Regions from separate parts of the Homo sapiens genome. Here region 1 is linked to region 2. Evidence: chromatin contacts called from ENCODE Hi-C or POLR2A ChIA-PET data. All regions are on one chromosome and are shown on one strand. Each heading gives the region's core, a stretch centred on a gene start or an enhancer-like site at or near the end of the contact. The rest is flanking DNA. Distances are from core to core; before and after follow the strand shown.

What was found. Hi-C counts contacts between places; a loop is a spot of excess contacts on that map. ChIA-PET counts read pairs that join two places held with the same protein, here RNA polymerase II (POLR2A). Pooled maps may share reads with other maps.
Region 1: POLR2A ChIA-PET joins it to region 2 with 15 read pairs in activated T-cell. The contact joins two enhancer-like sites. A Hi-C loop is called at or near these places in 1 of 50 pooled maps. POLR2A ChIA-PET finds 5 or more read pairs at or near these places in 4 of 52 experiments (AG04450, HepG2, T-cell and 1 more).

What each region holds. Positions count from the first base shown.
Region 1 is chr6:87,829,681-87,835,971 of GRCh38, reverse strand. All of the region lies in intron 2 of LOC101928911 (a long non-coding RNA gene), which reads right to left. Among named protein-coding and RNA genes, the nearest start is that of AKIRIN2, 130 kb to the right of the region's middle. Within about 2 kb of position 3,856, at least 7 of the 41 ENCODE cell types and tissues checked have a DNase peak (open chromatin) inside an H3K27ac peak, as active enhancers do.
Region 2 is chr6:87,667,962-87,674,390 of GRCh38, reverse strand. It overlaps a transcript of ORC3 not described here. Among named protein-coding and RNA genes, the nearest start is that of AKIRIN2, 31 kb to the left of the region's middle. RefSeq lists a silencer at 1,633-1,833. Within about 2 kb of position 2,535, at least 3 of the 41 ENCODE cell types and tissues checked have a DNase peak (open chromatin) inside an H3K27ac peak, as active enhancers do.

The sequences.
Region 1 (6,291 bases), core at 2,607-5,106, 160 kb before region 2:
AGTAACCCATATGGAATATGTATATTAAATAGTATTTTCAATAATAGTTAATAATATAGGAAAATATTCAAAATAGGGTGTTAAGTGAAACAGGGAGAATAAAAGTGGGTAAAATTTTTATAGCAAATATAGATATTTAGATAAATTTAGCAAATTCCAAACATGCATCTCTCTTGTTAGTTTAAAATCTAACCAGTGGCAGGGCGTGGTGGCTCATGCTTGTAATCCCAGCACTTTGGGAGACCAAGGTGGGAAGATTATCTGAGGTCAGGAATTCAAGACTAGCCTGGCCAAGATAGCGAAACCCTGTCCCTACTAAAAATACAAAAAAAATTAGCAGGGCATGGTGGTGCATGCCTGTGATCCCAGCTACTTGGGAGGCTGAGACATGAGGATTTCTTGAACCCAGGAGGCAAAGGTTGCAGTGAGCTGAGATTATGCCACTGCACTCCAGCCTGAGTGGCAAAGCGAGACTCCGTCTCAAAAAAAAAAAAATTCTAACCAGGCATGGTGTCTTACACCTGTAATCCCAACACTTTGGGAGGCTGAGACAGGCAGATCACTTGAGGCCGGGAGTTCGAGACCAGGCTGGCTAACATGGCAAAATCCTCTCTCTTCTAAAAATACCAAAATTAGCCAGACATGGTGGCATGCACCTGTAGTCCTAGCTACTCGGGAAGCTTAGGCAGGAAAATCGCTTGAACCAGGAAGGCAGAGGTTGCAGCAAGCAGAGGTCTCATCATTGTACTCCATCCTAGGCAACAGAGCAAGACTCTTTCTCAAAAAACAAATAAAAAAATTAGATGGAAATACATCAAAATACCTTTTAAAAATACATCAAAAGTAAATCTCATTGTATGATAAACTAAGGGCTACTTTAATCTAATTTTTTATGTTTTTCTATTTTTTTAACCACCCACAATGAGATATGTTACTTTCTTAGGCAAGAAGTGAACTTTTTAAGAACTTTTCAGACCTTCAATTACAATGGAAATTGCCAAATTGAAGTCAGGATTCTGATGTGCCCCAGACTACAGCAACCTGAAGGATACAAATTGGGTGGCATTAGGCCGTAACCTTCCTTATGCTGATTTTCACCCTGCCTGCTATAGTAGGACTCCTCTTCTGCAGAGAAGCCCCACCCACCCAAAATTTCTGGGTGTTCTTAGAGGCTGTCTCCAATGTCCTCATGAACAATCCTCTCTGGAGTGTCTGCCAGGGACCTCTGCCACCCAGCAGAAGCCCTGGGGACCTGGAGGTGATAGTATTGACCTGCGGTCTCTGGAGCTATCAATCCTCCAAAATCTCAGCCCTACACCCATCATGGGCTACAATCTATCTAGGGGCTATAAAAGCAATTCTGCCGAGACCTTGGGGTCTTATAGATATTTAGGTGAAATATCTCTAACACACACACAAACACAGACACACACACACAAACACACACACAAACCCCACTGCAGGAATCAGGACACAGAACTGGGCCAAAGTGACAGATGCTGTGTCTTGCCTCTGCTTCTTCCCTGGGGCTTCAGGGTAGAGCCAGACATGTCAGCCTGACTCTGTCTTCCTTAAGTTTAGCTCAACTTCTTTCCTTGGGGGCTCCTTGGTGTGTCCGTGAAACAAATTTAGTTGGGCTGCCCTACAGAACTGTGGAAATGCCCAGTCATGTCTGATTTCCACAGGAGAACATAGATAGGTGCTATTATGTACCCACATTTTATAGATGAAGACACTGTGACACGGAGAAGTTGAATAAGTTGCTCAAGGTCACACAGCTAGTGAAGTAGCGGCCTGGATTCAGGACAAGTGTTCTCACCTACTATACTGCACTGACTTGGCAGCATAGAGTGGAGCCTCTAACTCTGTGCCAGGCACCGTGTGACTACAGAGAGACCACTGCCCTCAGAAATTTTACCGTCTACTGATAACAACAACCACAGCTACAGATATTTGATGGGAAATTGTAAGAATAATCTTATGCCTCCTTCAAGTCCCAACTAAATTAGCACCTCTTCCGTGTTAAGTGTCAGCCCTTCCATCCAAGTGCCATCCCAGCAATGAACCTTCCTGGAGTCCCCCAGTCAGGATTGAATCTCATCCTCTTTCATACTCCCACAACATTTTAACTGTAGAAAACATAACACTGTCCAAGTGATTAATTTTACTTTCTCTCATTGGAACATAAGCTCTGTAAAGACAGGACCTCATCTAGCTGACCCTAATGTTTGCTGCAGTACTCACCAAAGCACCTTGCAGAGAGTCAATAATATATCTTTGTTGAGTTGCATTGACATTGTGCTGAGTGCTTAGTGGGCAGGCAATGATTGTTGATTGATTATGAAGTGGTGAACAATGCCTGTAAAAGACCTCTTCACAGAAGGCCCTGTAGCATAAAGTATTAGGTTGAACTCTGTAAAATGGCCATTTTTATAAGCCAAATTGTTCAAATATTGACAATTTCACACGAGCCAATTCAACATAAGAAAAATAACCTGGCGGGGCATGGTGGCTCATGCCTGTAATCCCAGCACTTTGGGAGGCCAAGGTGGGAGGATCACCTGAGATCAGGAGTTTGAGACCAGCCTGACCAAGATGGAGAAACCCCGTCTCTACTAAAAATACAAAAAGTAGCCAGGTGTGGTGGTGGGCACTTGTAATCCCAGCTACTCAGGAGTCTGAGGCAGGAGAATCACTTGAACCTGGGAGGCAGAGGGTGCAGTGAGCCAAGATCATGCCACTGCACTCCAGCCTAGGTGACAGAACGAGACTCTGTCTCAACAAAAAAAAAAAGAAAAGAAAAGAAAAATAATCTAACCGGAATAGCCAATAAACCCTGGAAAGTGTTCCCTTGGAAGGTTTTGAAATCTCCCTTCTTGGATATCTTTTATAATCTTCCTACAGCTCTTAATATTAGGTTGGTATAAAGTAATGGCAAAATCTGCAATTACTTTTGCACCAATCCAATACTGTTTTTTTGAAATATCTAAAAAGTTCAAATTTTAAACTATAAACCTTCAAATAGCCCAAAGCCCAAATAACAGAGATGAAACTTGATTCTGACGACTTTGGTGAGCCATGAGACTCTAGGGTCATGAGAACGGGGCCAATTGCCAACAGGCCACCAGAAGAGAAAGTGGTTTACCTAGCTGAGTATCTCCCATTCTTGGCCAAAAAGGAGGCTGAGACACTCTGGGGCCTGAAAAATTGGAATTTCTATGTGCAGTAAATCCTTCTGTTCCCTGGCACCCTTTAGCAGATTGATCTGCCTGTATATTGATGTTTTGGGTGCCATCCTGACCTTTGGAAAGGATGTCAATAGTTGGGGGTTAGTCCAATAGATGAGAGTGTTCTGGAACTGGCAGCTTTCTTTTGTGTGACTGGAGCCTCTGGAACTGGAGGCAGCAAAGGTAGCTGACAATGTAATTTATCTACATTTCACCTGGAAACAGTAACATGTCTTTGAGCTCCCTGGAGACCCTAGTCTGGAAAAAGGCCCAAGATACCTGTCAGACCAAACAATGCCTATCATATTTTATTACATGGCATGAAACGTAAGACTTTATGCTCCATTAGCAGAAGGTTTCATTTTCACTCCAGGAAGGTAGTTCAACATTACAACATCTTATCTTGTTCTTTCTTGTGTTTTTAATATAAACGGCCTTAAAATTTCCCACTTCATCCCCTACACCCACTGCCCCAGGCATCTAGAAGCTATATTATCAGATTTTACAGTCTGAGATAATGTGTCATTGTGAGATTCCCAATATATACGTGGTGTGTATTTTTTAAAAAAAATAAAACTACGGCCTGATAAAAAGAAGAAGTTTGCTCTCTAGTGGCTGACTTATAAAAGGCTCTGAAAACCACACAATAGGTTATCTTAGAAAAGGAGGACGTCTAACAGCGATATCTATGTAACAAGGTCTGAGTAATCATTTTGTTTTTATTGATTTTTTAAATTTTCTTTACACTGAAAAACTACATGATAGCAACTATTTGTGGATAGCTTTTCCTATTAAAAAATTTTATATCATTAAGCTAATTTCAATTCTAAATTCTGAGAGCAGCAATTAGGTTTCTGGTGTTATATTAGCCTACCGTACCTTTAGAAAGCTCTATGGATTGGTTTAATACTGTATCATTAATGTCTATTACAGACACATTGCTAAATAATATAATATCATTAGAGCTTTTTAAGCCATTTTTAGCTCTTTGCAGAAAGATTATATAAATTCAGAGAGAAACAGTATAATTATGAATATGATCCTAATTAATATCATTTTATTATTCCTTTTTCTACAGAAACTAAATTTATAAAATTTTACTATGATATGAATTATAAAGCAAGGAAAAGATTTATCCTGGGTGCTTTTCTTTTTAGCTCCCCCTTCCCCACTCTGTTTTACTTTCCCATTTTATTCTCCCACAAATCCATTCCTTTCTCCCCAAGTCTATACTATTTTTTTCACTCTCTTCAGTATCCTTCATCAGATAGTAGAAAACTGACAACATCACTGGTCCCTGAAGTTCCAGCCTTTGTTTCAAAAAAAAAAAAAAGAAGAAGAGGTTACCTAGGAAGTTTTCTACCTCCTGCACAGTAACAAATACTTTAAGGAATTTTCAGATCCATAAATATTTTTATTCTTACTTTATCTGTGGGAAAGAAACCATATAGCATAAAAGAGGCTTGAGCTTTTCAGGAGGTCAGTACTACAGCGGAAATAATGCACTAAAGAATGCAAAGAAGAGGGTTTTATGGGCTCAGGGACGCGGACATGGGGCAGTGCAAAAGGTTATTAAGAAAGGGAGTGATGCAATCTGATTTACATTTTTGAAAATTATTCTGGATGCTGTGTGGAGGAAGTACCATAACAAGCACAACAGTAGAAACAGGGAAACTTCTTTGGAAATGACTGTAGTCTTACAGGCAATAAAATATAGTTGCATGGACAAGGGTGATAACAGTAGTATTGTAAAAAGGGAATGGGGCCAGGTGCGGCAGCTCAAGCTTGTAGTCTCAGCACTTTGGGAGGCTGAAGCAGGTGGATCACTTGAGCCCAGGAGTTCAAGACCAGCCTGGGCAACAGAGAGAAACCCCATCTCGACAAAACACAAAAAAATTATCCAGGCATGGTGGTGGGCCCCTGTAGTCCCAGATACTCAGGAGGCTGAGGCAGGAGGATTGCTCAAGCCCAGGAGGTGGAGGTTGCAGGGAGCCAAGATCTCGCCACTGCACTCCAGCCTGGGTGATGGGAGTGAAACTCTGTCTCAAAAATAAATAAATAAAGGAATGAATTTCCAATTTATTTTAGAAGTATAAATGGTAACAGATTAGAGGTGGGCATGGAGTGTGACTTTTGACTGAGCTACTAAGTGGATGCAATACCACTTACCGGAATTAGAAAGGCTGTGAGGAAGGCATGTTGGGAGGGGGTGGCAGTGAGAATAATTTCTGTTTGTGTTGCTCATGGCTCAGTTTGCTATGTCTATTCAGGAGAAGATGTCAGGAGACATCTGCACAAACAAGATCTCTTCTTGTTAGAAATCTGGAGATTAGGGGAGAGGTTAGGGCTATTGATTTATACTTAGAAGTCTTCAAGGCCAGGTGCAGTGAATCAGGCCTGTAATCTCAGCACTTTGGGAGGCCAAAGTGGGAAGATCACCTGAGCCCTGGAGTTTGAGGCTGCAGTGAGCTGTGATAGCGTCACTGCACTCTAGCCTGGGTGACAGAGAGAGACCCTGTCTCAAAAGAAGAGGAAGAGGAGGAGGAGGAAGAAGGAGGAGGAGGAGGAGGAGGGAGGAGGAGGAAGAAGGAGGAGGAGGAGGAGGGAGGAGGAGGAAGAAGGAGGAGGAGGAGGAAGAAGGAGGAGGAGGAAGAGGAGGAGAAGGGAGAGGAGGAGGAAGAGGAGGAGAAGGGAGAGGAGGAGAAGGGAGAGGAGGAGAAGGGAGAGGAGAAGGAGGAAGGAGGAGGAGGAGAAGGGGAAGGAGAAGGAGGAAGAAGGAGGAGGAGGAAGAGGAGGAGAAGGGGGAGGAGAAGGAGGAGAAGGAGGAGGAGAAGGAGGAACAGGAGGGGGAGAAGGTGGAGGAGGAGGAAGAAGAAGAAGAGGAGGAGGAGGAAGGAGAAGACAAAAAAACAAGAAGGAGAAGAAGGAGGAGGAGGAGGAAGAGGAGAAGAAAAGGAGGAGGAGGAAGAGGAGGAGGAAGAGGAGGAAGTCTTCAAGATATAAGTGATATTTAAAGATGAGATCCTCAAGGAGAGAATTTGGATAAAGAAGAGAAGAGGCCTGG
Region 2 (6,429 bases), core at 1,286-3,785:
ATTTCCAAAATTTAAGACAATCTTAAATACACATTTATAACTGACCAAGTTAGAAGAAAAAGGAATTTTTTTTTTTTTTTTTTTTTTTGAGATAGAGTTTTGCTCTTGTTGCCCAAGCTGGAGTGCAGTGGCACGATCTCGGCTCACTGCAATCTCTGCCTCCCAGGTTCAAGCGATTCTCCTGCCTCAGCCTCCTGAGTTGCTGGCATTACAGGAATGTGCCACCACACCCGGCTAATTTTTTGTATTTTTAGTAGAGACAGGGTTTCACCATTTTGGCCAGGCTGGTCTCGAACTCCTGACCTCAGGTGATCTGCCCACCTCGGCCTTCCAAAATGCTGGCGTGAGCCACTGCGCCCAGCCAGACCTCTTTTATTTTTAGCTTTGGTAATTACATTTCACCAATTCTCTGTTTAAAACAAGCCTAGAAAGTGGTTTCACAAGGTGCCCAGGCAATTTATATGCCAATTAGTGGTTGAGAAACATTGGTATAGCACAGGGTAGCAATAAGGTGCATGATTCTATGCCCTTCCCCCCTACTTTTTTTTTTTGAGATGGAGTCTTGCTCTGTCACCAGGCTGGAGTGCAGTGCTGCCATCTCGGCTCACTGTAACCTCCGCCTCCCGGGTTCAAGTGATTCTCCTGCCTCAGCCTCCCGAGTAGCTGGGACTACCGGCATGCACCACCACGCCCAGCTAATTTTTGTATTTTTAGTAGAGACGGGGTTTCACCATGTTGGCCAGGATGGTCTCGATCTCTTGACCTCATGATCTGCCTGCCTCAGCCTCCCAAAGTGCTGTGATTACAGGCGTGAGCCACTGCGCCTGGCCAATTCTACCCCCTTTTAATGGTCTAGAACAGAGATTCTCAACTTCAGCACTACTGGCAGTTTGGGCCAGATCATTCTTTGTCGTGGTGGCTATTGCTGTGCATTATAGGATATTTAGCCACATCTCTGGCCTCTACCACTAGAGGCCAGTTAAACCCCCTCCCACAATTGTGATAACCAAAGTGTTTGCAGACATTGCCAAATGTCCCTGAGGGACAAAACAGTTCCCAGCTAAGAACCACTGGTTAGCAGGATAGCCTGTAGTCCCAGCTACTTGGGAGGCTGAAGCACGAGAATCGCTTGAACTCAGGAGGCAGAGGTTGCAGTGAGCTGAGATCATGCCACTGCACTCCAGTCTGGGTGACAGAGTGAGACTCTGTCTCAAAAAAAAAAAAAAAAAAAAAAAATTTTTTTTTTTTGCTCCACAGCCAAATTTCTGCATTATCACTTATGCAAAAGTCCTAGCTTATGGGCTACTCTGACTTTAGATGGGTCCGGTAGTTGATTAGTCCAAATAACCAACCACACATGATTTCAATAGATTATTTTAGCTACCTAGGGATTCTGAATTCCCCAAATCCCTGAAATTGCTTGTAATAAGTATCTACAGAATTGTGTTAATAGTCATCTTATTCTTCCAGTAAAAGGCAGTACTGATACAGTACTGTACTATGATGTGTTTAGTAAATCTTTAACAAGTGCACATAGGTATAAGCGTTTGTACTTTTGGAAAAATAGGCAATCTGAGAAAAATAAATATTGGAGGTTTAAACTACTAAAGCTGTCTTTGGCCTATGGCAAGCACTTGACACGACCCTAAAGAAAATGGTAGAAGGTTCTCAGGCTCTACCTATCCCCAGAGACTGCTTTAGACAATTGGTGGGAGGGGAGAACTTTTGGAATCTGTTTAATATGCTGCCTAGGTGATTTAAGCAGCTAGGGTTGGAAATGACTTGTTTTTGCCCTGTTTGGGTTCTCTTTACTCCTTTCAAACTCTTACAGTAATTGGTATTAAATGAATATTCTACAAAAGCACCCGAATAGTCTATGTCTACTCATGGATACATGGCTCCCACAATTCTCTTGCTCCTGCATTTGCCCCAGGTAAGGAGCACGAGATGCAAACCTATGTCTCAGGCAAAGATACAGCTCCAGCAGTCCTCTCCTCTCTCTACTGCATCTATTTTCTTTCTCTACTAAATCATTTCCAAAAGCATAATAAGCATGTTATTAAAAAATCTTTTGATCCTATATCCCTTGCTAGTGATTATTTTAGTGCTCCCCTTTATAAAAGCAAAACTCAGTTTTCTAAACTTCCTCCAGTTTATTACCCCTTCCTTTTTTTTCACCAACTTGTTTTATTAGGAAAAGAAATTCAAACAGAAAAGTTGACTTTCCCACTTAAAATACTTCCCTAATTTAACATCGAGTCCTTATTTCAGATTTTTCCATGTGTCTCTTTTTTAAATAGCTACCCTCATCCCCCAAACACGATTCAATTAAGATTCCTACTTTCTGGAAATACTAGGCCTGTTGTCTTGTTGAGTTTTTCTTTGTACTGTCATTAATTTTAACTTCTGATATCCCTTTGAACTTTCTGTAAACTGAAAGGTCTAAAGTTTTCGCAAGTTTCGGGTTAAACTTGTTGTGCAAGAGTGCAAGGTGATGCTATGGTCTCCATATTGCATCACAACAGTTACGGCTTTTCCAGGCTGTTAAGTTTGGACACTTGGTTAGGTCATCTGATAGGTGATTAGAGTTCGTCTCCTCTCTGTTACTCTTAGTAAAAGGCAGCAAAGATTTCCACATTGTTAAATCTAATCAGCAGCCAGCATTTGACCTTGAAGCACTCTTCAGTTGGCTTGCAAAATACTACACTTGCTTTGACGTTTCTCCTTTACTGGCTGCTCCTTCTCTGTCTTGCTGTTGGCCCAATCTTCATTTCCCTGCATTTTGCTAAAACATAGGTGTGCCCCCGAGCTTGACCTTGGGCTGCTTGCCTCCTCTCTTAGTACTCATCTTGGTGATCTCATCATAAGGACATCAGATTATATTAACGTCTTCATGTGACATCTTCAGTTAGGTATCTAGTAGACACCTCGAAATTTACGTCTAAAACTTACTTTTGCCTCTGAAATTTTTCCTCTCAGTCATCCTCAATCACTTAATGGCCACTCCATTCTTTGTTTCTAGGCAGAAATGGTCTTGCACTCCTCACATCCTTCATCTGATCTTAGTTCCACCTTAAAATATTAACATCTCTACTGCTATTACCCTAATCCAAGACACTATCATAGCTTGCTTGGATTATTTCTGTGGTTTCCTAACCGGTCTTTGTTTTGCCTCATTTTGTCTCCTCTCACCCATCCTATTCTACTCTCATAGCAACCAGACTGATCCTTTAAAAGTCTAAGTCTTGTTTAGATGGCTTCCTAAGTAAAAGTAAAACTTCACAAAGGTCTGTGGAGCCCTAAATTACCTGCACTCTACCCCACCTCATTCAATTCCTATTGAATTCCTCCTGCTCACTCTACCTTGTCCACATTGGCCACTTTTGCTGTTTTTCCAGCATAGGATTTTTGTTACTGCTAGTGTCTGCCTAGCATGCTCTTCTCCCACAAAACTTCATGGAAAATTTTTTCACCACTTTTGACTTTTTGCACAAACGTCATCTCAATGAAGCCTGCTCTGACCACTCTTTAAAATTGCAGCCTGACATCCTGGTGCTCTGCCCTGCTGCTTTCTTTGTTTTACTTCCTGTGCTAAACGCAGTGAAGGCAGGGTTCTTTGCTCACTGGCATACAGTGCCTGGCACATGGCACATGCTTGGTACTTTTTGAATGTATTTCACCCTACTTCGATTCAGGGTTTTCAGATCAGTATTTCATTAAATGAAAGATTTAGTAAGGCAGAATACTTCCTTTGTAAGATATTTTGGTAGAGGTTTCCTGAATTACAGAATGGACACAGAATTGAACTGGCATTTCATAGGCTGTCTTGAGGGTTTTGTGCTCCATTAATGATTACCACAAAGGAGCTTCATGTTTTAATTTTATAGCTCTTTTGTGTATTCATTGTGAAAATAGGGCAGTTTTCGACTGGGCACGGTGGTTCATGCCTGTAATCCCAGCACTTTGGGAAGCCTAGGTGGGTGGATCGCTTGAGCCCAGGAGTTCAAGACCAGCCTGGCCAACATGGCAAAACCCCATCTCTACTAAAAATACAAAAATTAGCTGGGCGTGGTGGCACACACCTGTGGTCCCAGCTACTTGGGAGGCCGAGGCAGGAGAATGGCTTGAACCCAGGAGGCAGAGGTTGCAGTGAGCCCAAATCGTGTCACTGCACTCTGGGTGACAGAGTGAAATTCTGTCTCGAAAAAGAAAATAGGGCAGTTGCCATCCTGCTACTTTCTTACATAATCTTTAGTGAGGAAAGTCAAAGTGGTTCAGGGCATGACATGCGTTTATGTTGGATAAATTCAACTTAGTGCCCAGCAGAGGAAAAGTAAGGCATGGCTACTTACTCTACTCAGTGAATCTGTGCCTTATATATGAATCTGCTGGTCTGTGTGAGGCCAGTTCCTCTGTACCTTACAGTGTAAAAAGCATCTTGCTGTATGAGTGTTGTTCAAAGTAATAGTTTCTAAACACTGACAATTTTATCTGGTGCTCATATGCATCATTTGAAACTACATTGTACGTAGTGATGGTGTCCTTGTATTGGAAGACCTTCCCTGTTGCCAACTTCCTTACCTTAAATAGATGGAAAAATCATTAAAATCACCTATTCTTTCCCTAGATTTGTACCAACCATTGTTTAAAAAATGAAACACATGGTTGGAGGCAAGACTAGAAGAAGAATGACTAGAATATTGCGAAAAAATATTGAGCTAATTGCTATGAAGGTAAATCATGGAATCTCAGTGACTTAACATGAGAAATTTATTCTTTGATCATATTCATTTGGTGGGCTGTGTTCCACACCCTCACTCAAAGACCCTTAGAATGACAGAGGCTCTGTCTTTAATACATGGATTCCAAGGTGTCAAGGCTTCTATTTGTCCAGTTGCTTTCTATGGTAGTAGTGGTACTTGTGTTTGCATATAATAAATTCCTTAACAAACATTCAAGCTGACAGTCCTGTGTACATATGTACAGGTGTTTACATTCTGTTGAATAAGAAATCCTGGCACCTTTTAAATGAAGATGAAAAGATACCTAATCTAACTTAACTACCTACGCTGGTCATTGTCTTTCCCAAAGCTCTGCAGGGCTAGGTGCTTTCTGCTCTGACTTGCAGTTGATTATTTATGGTACCTTGGGGTTTCCCCTTCCTTTTAGCCTTGGCAACATTTTGACATTTTTTGAGATATATTTCATCTAGCTTTTGTTTTGTTTTGTTTTTGAGACGGAGTTTCACTCTTTCTGCCCAGGCTGGAGTGCAATGGTGTAATCTCAGCTCACTACAACCTCCACCTTCTGGGTTTAAGCGATTCTCCTGCCTCAGCCTTCCATGTAGCTGGGATTACAGGCGTGTGCCACCACGCCCAGCTAATTTTGTATTTTTATTTTATTTTTTTGATACAGAGTCTCGCTCTGTCGCCTAGGCTGGAATGCAATGGTACAATCTTGGCTCACTGCAACCTCCGCCTCCCAGGTTCAAGTGATTCTCCTGCCTCAGCCTCCCCAGTAGCTGGGATTACAGGCGCCCACCAACACGCCCAGCTAATTTTTGTATTTTTAGTAGAGATGGGGTTTTACCAGGTTGGCCAGGCTGGTCTCAAACTCCTGACCTCACGTGATCCACCCGCCTCAGCTTCCCAAAGTGCTGGGATTACAGGCGCGAGCTGCTGTACCCAGCTCATCTAGCATTTTTATGTGCTTAAAGCAGGGAGTGAGGTGGGGAGGGTGAGCAGCTACCCATTAATGTCATCTCAGCCCACCACGCTGCCAGAGGTCTAAGGTGTTCTTTATTCTAAGCTCATATTAATACCTCCTTTTACATTCCTGAATGAAGGAGGTTTGATTATGCAGGCTGAATATCCCAAATCCTAAATCTTAAGTGCTCCAAAATCTGAAACTTTTTGCGTACTGACATGCTCAAAGGAAATGCTCACTGGAGCATTTTGGGTTTTGGATGCTGAACTGAACTTGTTAAGTATAATGCAAATATTTCAAAATCTAAAATCCAAAACACTTCTGTTTCCAAGCATTTTGGATAATGGATACTCATAAAACTCTTCAAAGCCTGTGAGCACACACACGGGCACACACACATAATCCTGCAATGACATAGTTCTAAGGTTTGCAAACCAAGTTTTTTCTGGACATGGACTTTCCCCCCATATCTGCATGGTAATTTTGTATGTTAGTGAGTAGCCTTAAAGTCCCATAATTCTCTTGGGAGTAGAGCATTAAATAATGAACTTTAGCTATCTTTGTTTCATTATGTCTTGCTGAGTTTCTGCCATAGAAGAGATCGAGATGTCATTTCATCTGGGCCTTACTTTGCTCATCTGAGTTGTATTTGTTTGGGATGTGATTTGTAGAGGCCTTACTGGCTCCATGACAGGTCATCCCGAAGTAGAATATTTACTGCCT